2 separate regions of the Homo sapiens genome follow, and region 1 is linked to region 2. The links are chromatin contacts, found by Hi-C or POLR2A ChIA-PET in ENCODE. All regions are on one chromosome and are shown on one strand. Each heading gives the region's core, a stretch centred on a gene start or an enhancer-like site at or near the end of the contact. The rest is flanking DNA. Distances are from core to core; before and after follow the strand shown. Region 1 has its middle 18 kb from the start of CCL22. Region 2 holds the start of CPNE2 (copine 2).

Region 1 (5,063 bases), core at 296-2,795, 250 kb after region 2:
TTGTGAGCTCAAGTGATCCATCTGCCTTGGCATCCCAAAGTGCTGGGATTACAGGCATAAGCCACCACACCCAGCTGCAATTGACTTTTATGTGACCATTTTGTGTCCTGCAACTTTACTGAATTGTTTGTTAGTTTTAATAGCTTTTTAATGGATGCAATTTTTAGGGTTTGCTGCATATAGGATCATGTCATCTTCAAACAGAGATAATTTTACTTCTTCATTGTCAATATGGATGCCTTTTATTTCTCTTTCTTGCCTAATTGCTCTGGCTAGGATTCCAGTACTATGTTATTAGAAGTGGTGAAAGCAGGCATCCTTACTTATTCCTGGTCTTAGAGAACAAGCTTTCAGTCTTTCACTATCAGGTTTGTTTTAATCTGCACATAACTATGCTTAGGTAGTTTCCTTCTATTCCTAGTTTGTTGTGTATTTCTCCATTGTTTTGGACAAAAGTCATGTGTTAATCTTACTGTCATTTCTGTGTATATGATGGATTTTCTTTTCTGCTTTCAAGTTTTTATTTTCTTCTTTTCAACAGTTTAATTATAACGTGCTCATGTGTGGATCTCTTTGAGTCTATCCTACTTCTGGCTCATTCAGATTCTAGGATGTGTAGATTAATGTTATCATCAAATTTTGGAATTTTTCAGCCATTTTTTTCTTTGAATATTTTTTCTGCCCATTTCTCTATTTTTTCCCTCTTTCTCAGAGTCCTGTTACCTGGATGTTGGTGCATTTGATGATGGGCCAAGGCTTCTTAGTCTCTGTTCATTTTCTTCAGTCTTTTTTCTCTCCATTATTCAGCTTGTATAATCTCTGCTGATCTATCCTCAAGATTGCCAATTCTTTATTTTGTCAGCTCAAATTTGCTTTTAAGCCCCTCCAGGGAAATTTTCATTTTAGACACTATACTTTTCAAATCCAGAATTTCTATTGGTTCTCTTAAAAATAATTTTTCTTGGCAGGGCACGGTGGCTCATGCCTCTAATTCCAGCACTGTAGGAGGCTGAGGCGGGTGGATCACCTGAGGTCAGGTGTTTGAGACTAGCCTGGCCAACATGGAAAAACCCCATTTCTACTAAAAATACAAAACTTAGCAGAACTTATAACAAACTACAAAAACTTATAACAAAACTGCAAAACTGTGAGAAAAAATAATCATTTGAAAACTGGAGATTGATCAAAATTATAAGTAGTAGGTAGAATAATGGGTGACAGAGTGAGATTCTGTCTCAAAAAAAGAAAAAAGAAAAAACTAACACAGTATGTAACAAATTGAGAAGTGTTTACTTTGAAAAGTCTTGAACTTTAATGAGAAAAGAATGAGGGCTTTGTGTGGGTGGGTGGGTGTTTCAGAGCTTCCTCACTCAGTCATTCTGGAAGTCCCATCTATATGTGATACATTCTTACAATGGAATACTGTGGAGGAATGAGAATGAAGTAAAAGGGCAAGCAAAGACATGGCTGAATCTCCTAAACATAATGTTGAATGAAAGGAGTCAGGCACAGGCCAGGTGCAGTGGCTCATGCCTGTAGTCCTAGCTGCTAGGGGAGCTGAGGTGGGAGGATAGCTGAGGTTGAGGCTGAAGCGAACCGTGATCGTGCCACCGGACTCCAGTCTGGGTGACAGAGCGAGACGCTGTCTCAAAAAAAGAGAAGAAGTCAGGCATAAAGGAATGCTTTCTGTATGATTCAGTGTTTCTTTCTGTTCTTTGTTTGTTTGTTTTTTTGAGACAGTGTTTCTCTCTGTCACCCCCCCCGGCTCATTGCAGCCTTGGCCTCCCAGGCTCAAGTGATCCTCCCACCTCAGTCTCTCTAGTAGCTAGGGGCCACAGGCTTGCATCACCATGCCTGGCTAATTTTTGTATTTTTTTTTTTTTTTTTGGAGAGATGGGGCCTCACTACATTGCCTAGGCTGGTCTCGAACTTGGGCTCAGGTAATCCTCCTACCTCAGCTTCCCAAAGTGCTGGGATTAGAGGCATGAGCACCCAGTGCACCCAGTCACTTTTTCTATGATTCAAATAGAAATAACTAGTTTAGGTATTAGGAGCCAGAATGGGCTTTCCTTGGTGGTGGCAGCAGAGGGGTTGTGATGGAAGAGGTCATGAGGGGGTTTCTGGGTTCTTCTTCTTCTTCTTCTTCTTCTTTTTTTTTTTTTTTTTTTTTTTTTTTTGAGACAGAGTCTTGCTCTGTCACCCAGGCTGGAGTGCAGTGGCGTAATCTCTGCTCACTGCAACCTCTGCCTCCCGGATTCAAGCAATTCTCCTGCCTCAGCCTCCCGAGTAGCTGGGACTGCAAGCACCCACCAACACGCCTGGCTAATTTTTGTATCTTTAGTAGAGATGGGGTTTCACCATATTGGCCAGGCTGGTCTCAAACTCCTGACTTTGTGATCCGCCTGCCTCGGCCTCCCAAAGTGCTGGGATTACAGGTGTGAGCCACCATGCCCAGCTCTTGTTCTTCTTCTTCTTTTTTTATTTTTTAACTTTTTATCTTCTAGTAATTTCAAACTTACAGCAAATTTGCAAAAATAGAGTAAAGAAATCCTGTATTTCCTGTATTTCCATCATCCTGATCCACCAACTGTTAACATTTTACCACTTGAGAAAATAATAATTCTTTCCGTACGAGGAGTCCAAGCCCATGTAGATACAGCATCCCTGTGACAGTGACTTCCAGGATCCCACACTAAAAGAAGGGCAAGAGGAGGAGCCTTCTGACACATGGTTGGTCCTGGGGGACCCATTCCTTAGGTAGGTGGCCACTGACCACAGAAAGAGATGACACTGTTCATTGTCCAGTTTGAAGGCTCCTGAGATTCCAAACGCTCTTGGTTCCCCCCTGGTCTTCTCTATAATTCTCCATCTGTGTCCAGATTACCAGGCTTCAGGGTGAGTAAATAACAGGGAACCGAGGGTTGGGAGGCACTACGGAAAGAACCCTGGGCTCTGGGATAAACGTCCATACATTTTCTTCTTCTTTCTTCCCCTCACACCATTCCTCATGCTTTTCTGCTTCCCCTTTCTGCTTCCTTCCCTATAAGATGTCACCTCCTCTCAGTTTCAGCCACTACCTCTTGTCTGGGGACTGGGAGTTGGAGTTTCCCTGGGTCAAGCATGTCACCGTCCAGCTCGGGTGTTCCATCTGTGAAATGTGCAAGGGGCATTTATACCCTTTCAATCACCAAAGGCTGTTGTAAAGATCATTTGGAGCTGCGAATGTGCAAGTTGTTGATCCTCAAATAGCCTGGCAGTGGCAGGCATGACCAGTCCCATTTCACAGAGTCAGGGCCTGAGTCCCAAGGGCACAGGGCCTGGTAGTCAAGCTTCACTGCCAGTTGGTAGCAGAGCCCGTATCTCTGAGACTTAGGATATAGCCATGCTACTCACACCCTCACCCTACAGGCTATAAGATGACTCTCATTTTTATAGAATACCAAAAAGCCAATTGGAAACCCACAAAACATATCAAATGGCAGAAGAGGTAGATGGAATGTGTAGAATTGTTTGCTTTTCTAAGGGTTTTCTTCTTGAAGAAAGAGCAATTGTGGTTTTACAATGGGACTTGCTCGGAAATCCAGGCCAGGACAAGCTGCTTATTCAGAACAAAGTCCTGGAGGGTAAGTCATCTTCTCTTTGCCCAATCATTGTTCCTTGGAGGATGTCCATTATTTGCAGAGCCTGGCTGGCTCTTTGCCAAACCTATTTCCTCTTCTTGAGTACACCTCTTCTGTTTCCCAGCCTTCCTTGCAAACAGGTGAGGTCAGGTGTCTGAATTCTGGCTAATGGAATGTGATCAGAGCTGATGCACCCAACTTCCAGGCTTGGACCAAAAAAGTTTCCCACGCTCCAGGCCTGCTTCTATTTTCCCTTTTATGACTTGATGTAGATGAACACGGCGATCTGTTAACAACAGCAGAACCACAAATGGGAGGAGTCCGGGTGCCTGAACCGCCACTTGGAGAAGAGCTGCCCATTAATCAGGAACATCTGTTTTGGACTTTATGTGGTGAAACATAAACTTACTGTGTCTGAGCCATTATACAATTTGAGGTTTGTTTGTTATGACATCTGACGTTACAGTACCTAATACATGCCAGTTTACCTGATTCCAATGGTTCCTTTTTTAACTACAGAAGACATTTATATCCTTCACGTGTTCAATGATTTCTCCCACATAAATCAAAAGTATTTTCTTAGTCCCCTATTAGAACCTCAGGAATAAAGTGTGCTCCAGGGTTTCATCTCTCCCCTCTCTGAAGTGGATCTTCCTCTCATGACTCTGCCATCCCAAGGAATTCCTAAGAAGTATTTGCAATCAGAATTGGAATGAAGAGACAAGAAAAAGGAGAATTGATGATAGCAAGTATTGACTGTTCTTTTGAGTTTTACTGTAAAGGTCCAGCACCTGGAAGGGGATGTGGGATCTGTTTTCCTAATGCACTGTTTTCTTAAGATGGGAGAATTACTGGTTTGTTGCATGCCAGTGAGAATGCTACTGTAGGGCCGGGCGCGGTGGCTCACACCTGTAATTCCAGCACTTTGGGACACTGAGACAGGTGGATCGCTTGAGGTCAGGAGCTCAAGGCCAGCCTGGCCAACAAAGTGAAACCCCGTCTCTAAAAACAAATACAAAAATTAGCCAGGTGCGGTGGTGTGTGCCTGTAATCCCAACTACTTGGGAGGCTGAGGCAGGAGAATCGCTTGATCCCGGGAGGCAGAGGTTGCAGTGAGCCAAGATTGCACCAATGCACTCTAGCCTGGGCAACAGAGCGAGAGTCTGTCTCAAAAAAAAAAAAAGAGAGAGAGAGAGAGAATGATACAGTAGAAAGGAGGAAATTGATGATGCAGGAAAGAAACAGGAGAATTAGGAGTGATGTCCTTCAGGGGTGCCCAAACTTTTGGCTTCCCTGGGCCACATTGGAAGAAGAAGCATTGTCTTGGGCCACACATAAAGTACACTAACACTAATGATAGCTGATGAGCTAAAAAAAAAAAAAAAAAAAAGTCGCCCAAAAAATCTCCTAATGTTTTAAGAAAGTTTACGCATTTGTGTTGGG
Region 2 (5,406 bases), core at 1,779-4,278:
CTTTCATTCACGAGCACACTGACATGCATGGGCAAACCTGGGTATTCTGATCCGTTTGTCCAAACAGCCTGGACTGTGAAAATAAACACCCAGATGGCAGGTGTTGACACACATACCCTGACATGGGTCTATTTCGGGGCCTTCAGGCCTCCCACTGTGCACTGAGAGGTCTCCACCTGGGCAGGGAAAGACTTCGTTTAACATTTTGCAGTCTTGTGTTGGGTGTGGAATGAGGATAAAGCATGTAGAATCAACCTGTGATGGATCCTTGGCCTTAATCAACTTCTTCAGGGCTCTCCTGATCCCTGGCCTTTTTTTTAAAGATAGCTTTATGGGGATATAATCCATACACCATGACATTTGTCCTTTTAAAGTGTGTAAGTCAGTGGTTTTAAGAATACCTACAGTTGTGCAATCATCACTATAATCTAACTTTTTTTTTTTTTCATACAGGGTCTTGTTCTGTCACCCCGGCCGGAGTGCAGTGGTGTGATCATGGCTCACCACAGCCTCAACCTCCTAAGCAATCCTCCCACCTCAGCCTCCTAACTGGGACTACAGGCAGGTACCACACCCGGCTAATTTTTTTTTTTTTTTTGGTAGAGATGGTGGGGTCTCACTATGTTGCTCAGGCTGGTCTTGAACTCCTTGCCTCAAGTAATCTGTCTGCCTCGGCCTCCCAAAGTGCTGGGATTACAGGCAGGACCGCACTCTGCCTAGAATCTAACTTTAGAACATTTTTTATCATCTCCCAAAGAAACCCTTTGCCAATAGCAATCACTCCCCATTCTCCACTCCCCGGCCGAGGCAACCACAAATCTGCTTTGTCTGTTTGTGGATTTGTCTATTCTGGACATTTCATCTAAATGGAGCCATGTAATATTTGTCTGAGACTGGCTTCTTTCACTGGGCATAATATTTTCCAAGTTTGTCCATACTGTAGCATGTATCAGTACTTCCCACCTTTCTTTTTTTCCTTTCTTTTTTTTTTTGGAGGGGGGATGGAATCTCCCTCTGTCACCCAGGCTGGAGTACAGTGGCGCAATCTTGGCTGCAACTTCCGCCTCTTGGGCTCAAGTGATTCTCCTTCCTGCCTTCCGAATTGCTGGGATTACAGGTTCTTGCCACTACGCCTGGCTAATTGTTATATTTTTAGTAGAGACAGAGTTTTGCCATGTTGGCCAAGCTGGTCTTGAATTCCCGACCTCAAGTAATCGCCCGCCTTGGCCTCCCAAAGTGCTGGGATTACAGGTGTGAGCCACCACAACTGGCCAGTAATTCGTACCTTTCTATGGCTGTATAATATTCTATGTTGTGTGGATATACCACATTTTGTTTTTCCATTCATCAGTGGATGAACATTTGCGTGGTTTCCACTTTTTGGCTATTATGAATAATGCTGCTACGTACATTTGTGTATGTTTTGTGTGGCCATATGTTTTCATTTCTCCCGGGTAGATATCTAGGAGTGGAATTGCTGTGACCCCTGGCCTTTGTACTCTGCCTCCTTGGCTAGGGATCTAGTATCTTCCTTGACAGGCCCAACTATCTCATCCTTCAGGTTTCTTAAAGGAAGCCTCGCTGACTCCCATGGCTGAGTTGGGTCTTCTGTGCCACCCTACCTCCAATCTTTGCACATTTCATATGGTGATATGATGGCCTGGGTCCTGATCTTGGCCCCCACAGGTGAGCAACTTGAGAGAGACTATCTGCTTTGGTTCACCACTGTCCATCCCAGTGCCTGGCTCTCCTGCTGCTGGAAAGACAAGAGACAGATTCTGAGGCCAGAGCAATCAGGAAAGTCTTCCTGGAGGAAGCGGGGCTGGAGTTGGGTTGATAGGTTGGTTTGCCCCAGAGCGGGGCAGAGGGCTTTGATTGGCTTCGGTGGAAGAAAGGTGAAGAGAGCTTGGAGAAAGGAAAGATGGATGGGTGACAGGCAGGCAGAGAACAAAGCTCAGAGCCCCGGGGGCTGTTTAGTCTCGGCCCCTGTAAGGCTGCAAAGTGCCAGTGACTCAGACGTGGAGGGAGGCTCACAGGCTGCAGCGCGCGAGGCTCCCACATTAACCCTCACCTGCCTGGAATCGAAAAGCCACAATGGAAGCACTCGGCATTAACCCTCAGCTGCCCAGTCCTTGAGCCCCAGGGCCAAGGGCTGTGGACATGGCCTTGAGATCCCCGGGAAAGCCCCGCCCCCCAGAATCTGGTTACGTGAGGCTCAGCCTTCTGATGCCCGGTGGTGAACTTGCCCAGAGAGCACCTAAATACCGCGGAGTGGCCAAAGGCTTGAGCGCCCAGCGACAGACAAGTGTCCTAAGAATTGGTGCCTCTTCTAGGGAAAAGGAGGCCTGGGCTCCAAGGCCTTAAAGACTCGCCTAATTTTCCGCACGGATGAGTAGACCCAGGCCCAGTTCGGATCCGTCTTTATCTTATCGTCTGTGTCAGAGAAATATGTCATATTTCCAATCTCTGGCGGCAAGAAAATGCCGAGCTCTTTTGCTATTGAAAAAAAAAAGGGAAGAAAACACTGCGGCCCTAATCCTGCCCAATACAACCCAGAACCCAGCCTTGGGTGTTGCCCCGAGGGCGCAGCGCCGCTCCCATCGGCGCTGGGGGTCCAAGCGGCCCTGGGGCCCCGCAGGCCCGGGCTGAGGCCACCCCTCTGTTCCCGCGTCGGTGGCCCTGAGCGCACGGCGCTCGGAACTCGGAGGTGCCAGAGGCTCGGGCAAAGCAGGCCTGGGGAGGGCGCGAAGCCGCGTTGTTCCGATCCTCAGCCACCTGAGTCCCAGCCTGGAACCTTCGGACCCTCGCGTTCGGCCCGAACGTTCGGGCCCCCTCGGTGCCAGGCGCCCCGAGTGCCGCGGCGCGCCGGGCGCGGGCTGGGAGCGGCGGACTGCGGGCGGGACAGCGCCCCCGCTCCTCCCGTGGGAGAGCGCGCGCCCCTCCAGGAAGCTCCCGCCTCGCCTCCCACTTCCCTCCCCACTCCCCTCCTCGGCCGGAGGGAGGAGCCCGAGCCGCCGCCGCCGCCGCCGCCCGCCCGCCCGGCCCGGGAGGAGGACCGGACCCCGAGCGGCTGGGAGCGCACGCGAGCGGGCCGTGGCCGCGCGGGCAGCGCCCTGAGCCTGTCCCGCGCCCGCGGGCCCGGCCGAGCAGGAGCAGCTCCCGGGGATGCCCGGGCGGCTCGGAGCGCGGGCAGCGGCAGCCGTGCGGTGAGGGCGGTGGCGCCCGCGGGACCTGCGGTGAGTGGGGCCCGGGCAGGCGGGGCAGCTTGGCGTGAGTGCCCAACTTCGGCCTTGGGGCTGGGCTCTTTGATCCAGCTGCGGGTCCGAAGGAACCCGGGTTCCGCCTCGGGGGGCTGCGGCGCTCTAGCCCCCGCCGCCAGCGCGAACCCGGACTCCGGCGCTTCGGTGACTCAGCTCCGACCCGGCCACGCGGGGGCGCCCCGCCGGCTCCCGGACTGCGGGGAAGGGCGGGCGGGGTCCCTGGGGAGGGGGGCGCCCTCGGGGGTCCGAGCCCAGCTGCTTTGGGGACCCTTCCACCCGCCCCGAGGGGCTTGGAGGGCGTACGGGAGGTGGAGACCCGCCGCTGCCGCAGCTGCTGAAGGCGTGAGGTCGCCCTGGCTCTCGGCGGGCGCTGGCTCCTCTCCGCTCCCCTCTGCCCTCCTCCCACCCCTCAACACCCACCCCCTGCCCCAGGCAACTGCCGGAGGGCCGGCTCCCAGCCCCGGTACTGGGAGCGCAGAGGGGGAGTGGAGCTGGGCAGCTTCCCAGAAGTCGGAGTGTGTTTGCAAACTAGTTTTTGCGAAAAAGCTGTCTGGCACCTGTGTGTTTAAAGGGGGTGTGGGGGTGGGCATGGAGAGAGCGGGCGAACAAGGCCCTCTCTTATTCCCCGTTTCTCACAGCGATGCTCCTCTGAAAATAGAGGGGTCTTACACCCTCTTCCCTGCTCTTCCCACCCCATCCCCCAGCCTCGCTCCACGTCCCCCCGAGTTCAAGAAGCTCTCCTATGGGGAAGGGGCTGCTTCAAAGGGGGCTGTGATTTGCCCAAGGTCACAGATGCTGCTGGCTCTGGTAGCTAATAGGGTGTTCATCTTGCATCTGAATCCCCTGCCCCATATGTACTGGGGGAAGGGACAAGGGGTCTGGAAGAATGATCTTCCAGACAAAACGCCCTTTTTTTTGTCTGCCTTAGTTTTTTGCTCCCTTAGAGGTGTGTGCTGTCATCAAAGGTTGGGGGGCTTTTTCTGCCCCTTGGGCATCCACAGCTTCACGGACTGCAGGGAGCCCATGGTTTTCAGGAAACAGGCGGTGTGCGCAGATTGTAATCCCTGGCAGCTGCAGCCTGCCCTGATGGGGAGGCCTGGGAGACCTGGGTCTGAACCCCACCTATGACCAACAGGGAACTTGGCCCAGACCCTCCCCCCCTGTGGCCCTCTGGGTCACCATCTGTGAAATGGGCTGATGTTCCGGGGCCTGCCTCCTGGAGAATGGACACAGCATGAAGGCGTGGTTTTATGGCATTCCGCCTGGCATAGGTCCAGGTGAGCTCCAGGACCGCCCCAGCCAGCTGGATTGGAAGGGGTCACCCAGGCAGGTTTCTCCATGGAAAGAACCAGGGACGAAGGATGTGGACGCTTGGGTTCGTTTTGCGGCCGTCACTTCCTGTCTGCGTGCCTTGTCACCCCTTGGACTTGGGGGGTTTTCTGTCTGTAAAATGAGGCAAACTGTGACATGATCCAGCTTACAGTAGGGCGGCTGGGAGGCTGGAACTGGGGAACAGGGAGCAGACGTTCTGCAAGTAGGGAGCACTTCATGAGTGGCAAGTGTGGTGTCTCTGGTGGTGTTCCAACGGACACTCCCTCTGGAATGTCATGAGAATTAAAAACTGGGGCATAAGGGAAGAAGATGGCTGAGAATGGAGCCTCGGTTTCTATGTCTGTAAAACAGTAAGTACTGGACCCCATCTGGTCCTCCTCCCAGTCCTCAGTTTTTATATCTATACACCTTCATATTCTTTTCAGGTAATTGTGTATTTCTGCAAAGGTAGGATTAAATTAGATTGCAAGGACTCGGGTGCCAGCACTTATTGGTACGTGGTGAGTGCCTGGTTAACTGTCATTGTCATTATCCATGGGAATATTAAGAAGCCTGATGTGGGTGACTGCATCCAGGATCCTTTGTGGGGTTGTCTCAGGCCAGCTTGCTCCTCCCCCTCCCGTCAGGACTTCTGGGCTGTTCTAGGGGCAGGGGCCTGGGGTGAAAGAAGACCAGGAGAAGTGGTAGGTCTCATCCAGGTGTCCCCATTTCCCCACATCTGGCTGGCCTCACAGGGCTCTAAGGAGTGAACAGAAAACAAAAGAGCACTCTCTAGTAATTTTCTCCCTCCTGTCAGAGCAGGAGGCATCATCGC

What was found. Hi-C counts contacts between places; a loop is a spot of excess contacts on that map. ChIA-PET counts read pairs that join two places held with the same protein, here RNA polymerase II (POLR2A). Pooled maps may share reads with other maps.
Region 1: a pooled map shows a loop between it and region 2 (3-fold over the local background). The contact joins the enhancer-like site here to the promoter of CPNE2 in region 2. A Hi-C loop is called at or near these places in 2 of 50 pooled maps. POLR2A ChIA-PET finds 5 or more read pairs at or near these places in 4 of 52 experiments (GM10248, OCI-LY7, T-cell and 1 more).

Annotation. Positions count from the first base shown.
Region 1 is chr16:57,338,171-57,343,233 of GRCh38, forward strand. No RefSeq gene overlaps it. Among named protein-coding and RNA genes, the nearest start is that of CCL22, 18 kb to the right of the region's middle. Within about 2 kb of position 1,546, at least 2 of the 41 ENCODE cell types and tissues checked have a DNase peak (open chromatin) inside an H3K27ac peak, as active enhancers do.
Region 2 is chr16:57,089,555-57,094,960 of GRCh38, forward strand. CPNE2 (copine 2) reads left to right here and starts at 3,029. Exons shown (of 16, transcript NM_152727.6): 1 at 3,029-3,236. RefSeq lists silencers at 2,551-2,620, 2,641-2,890, 3,001-3,050, 3,111-3,520.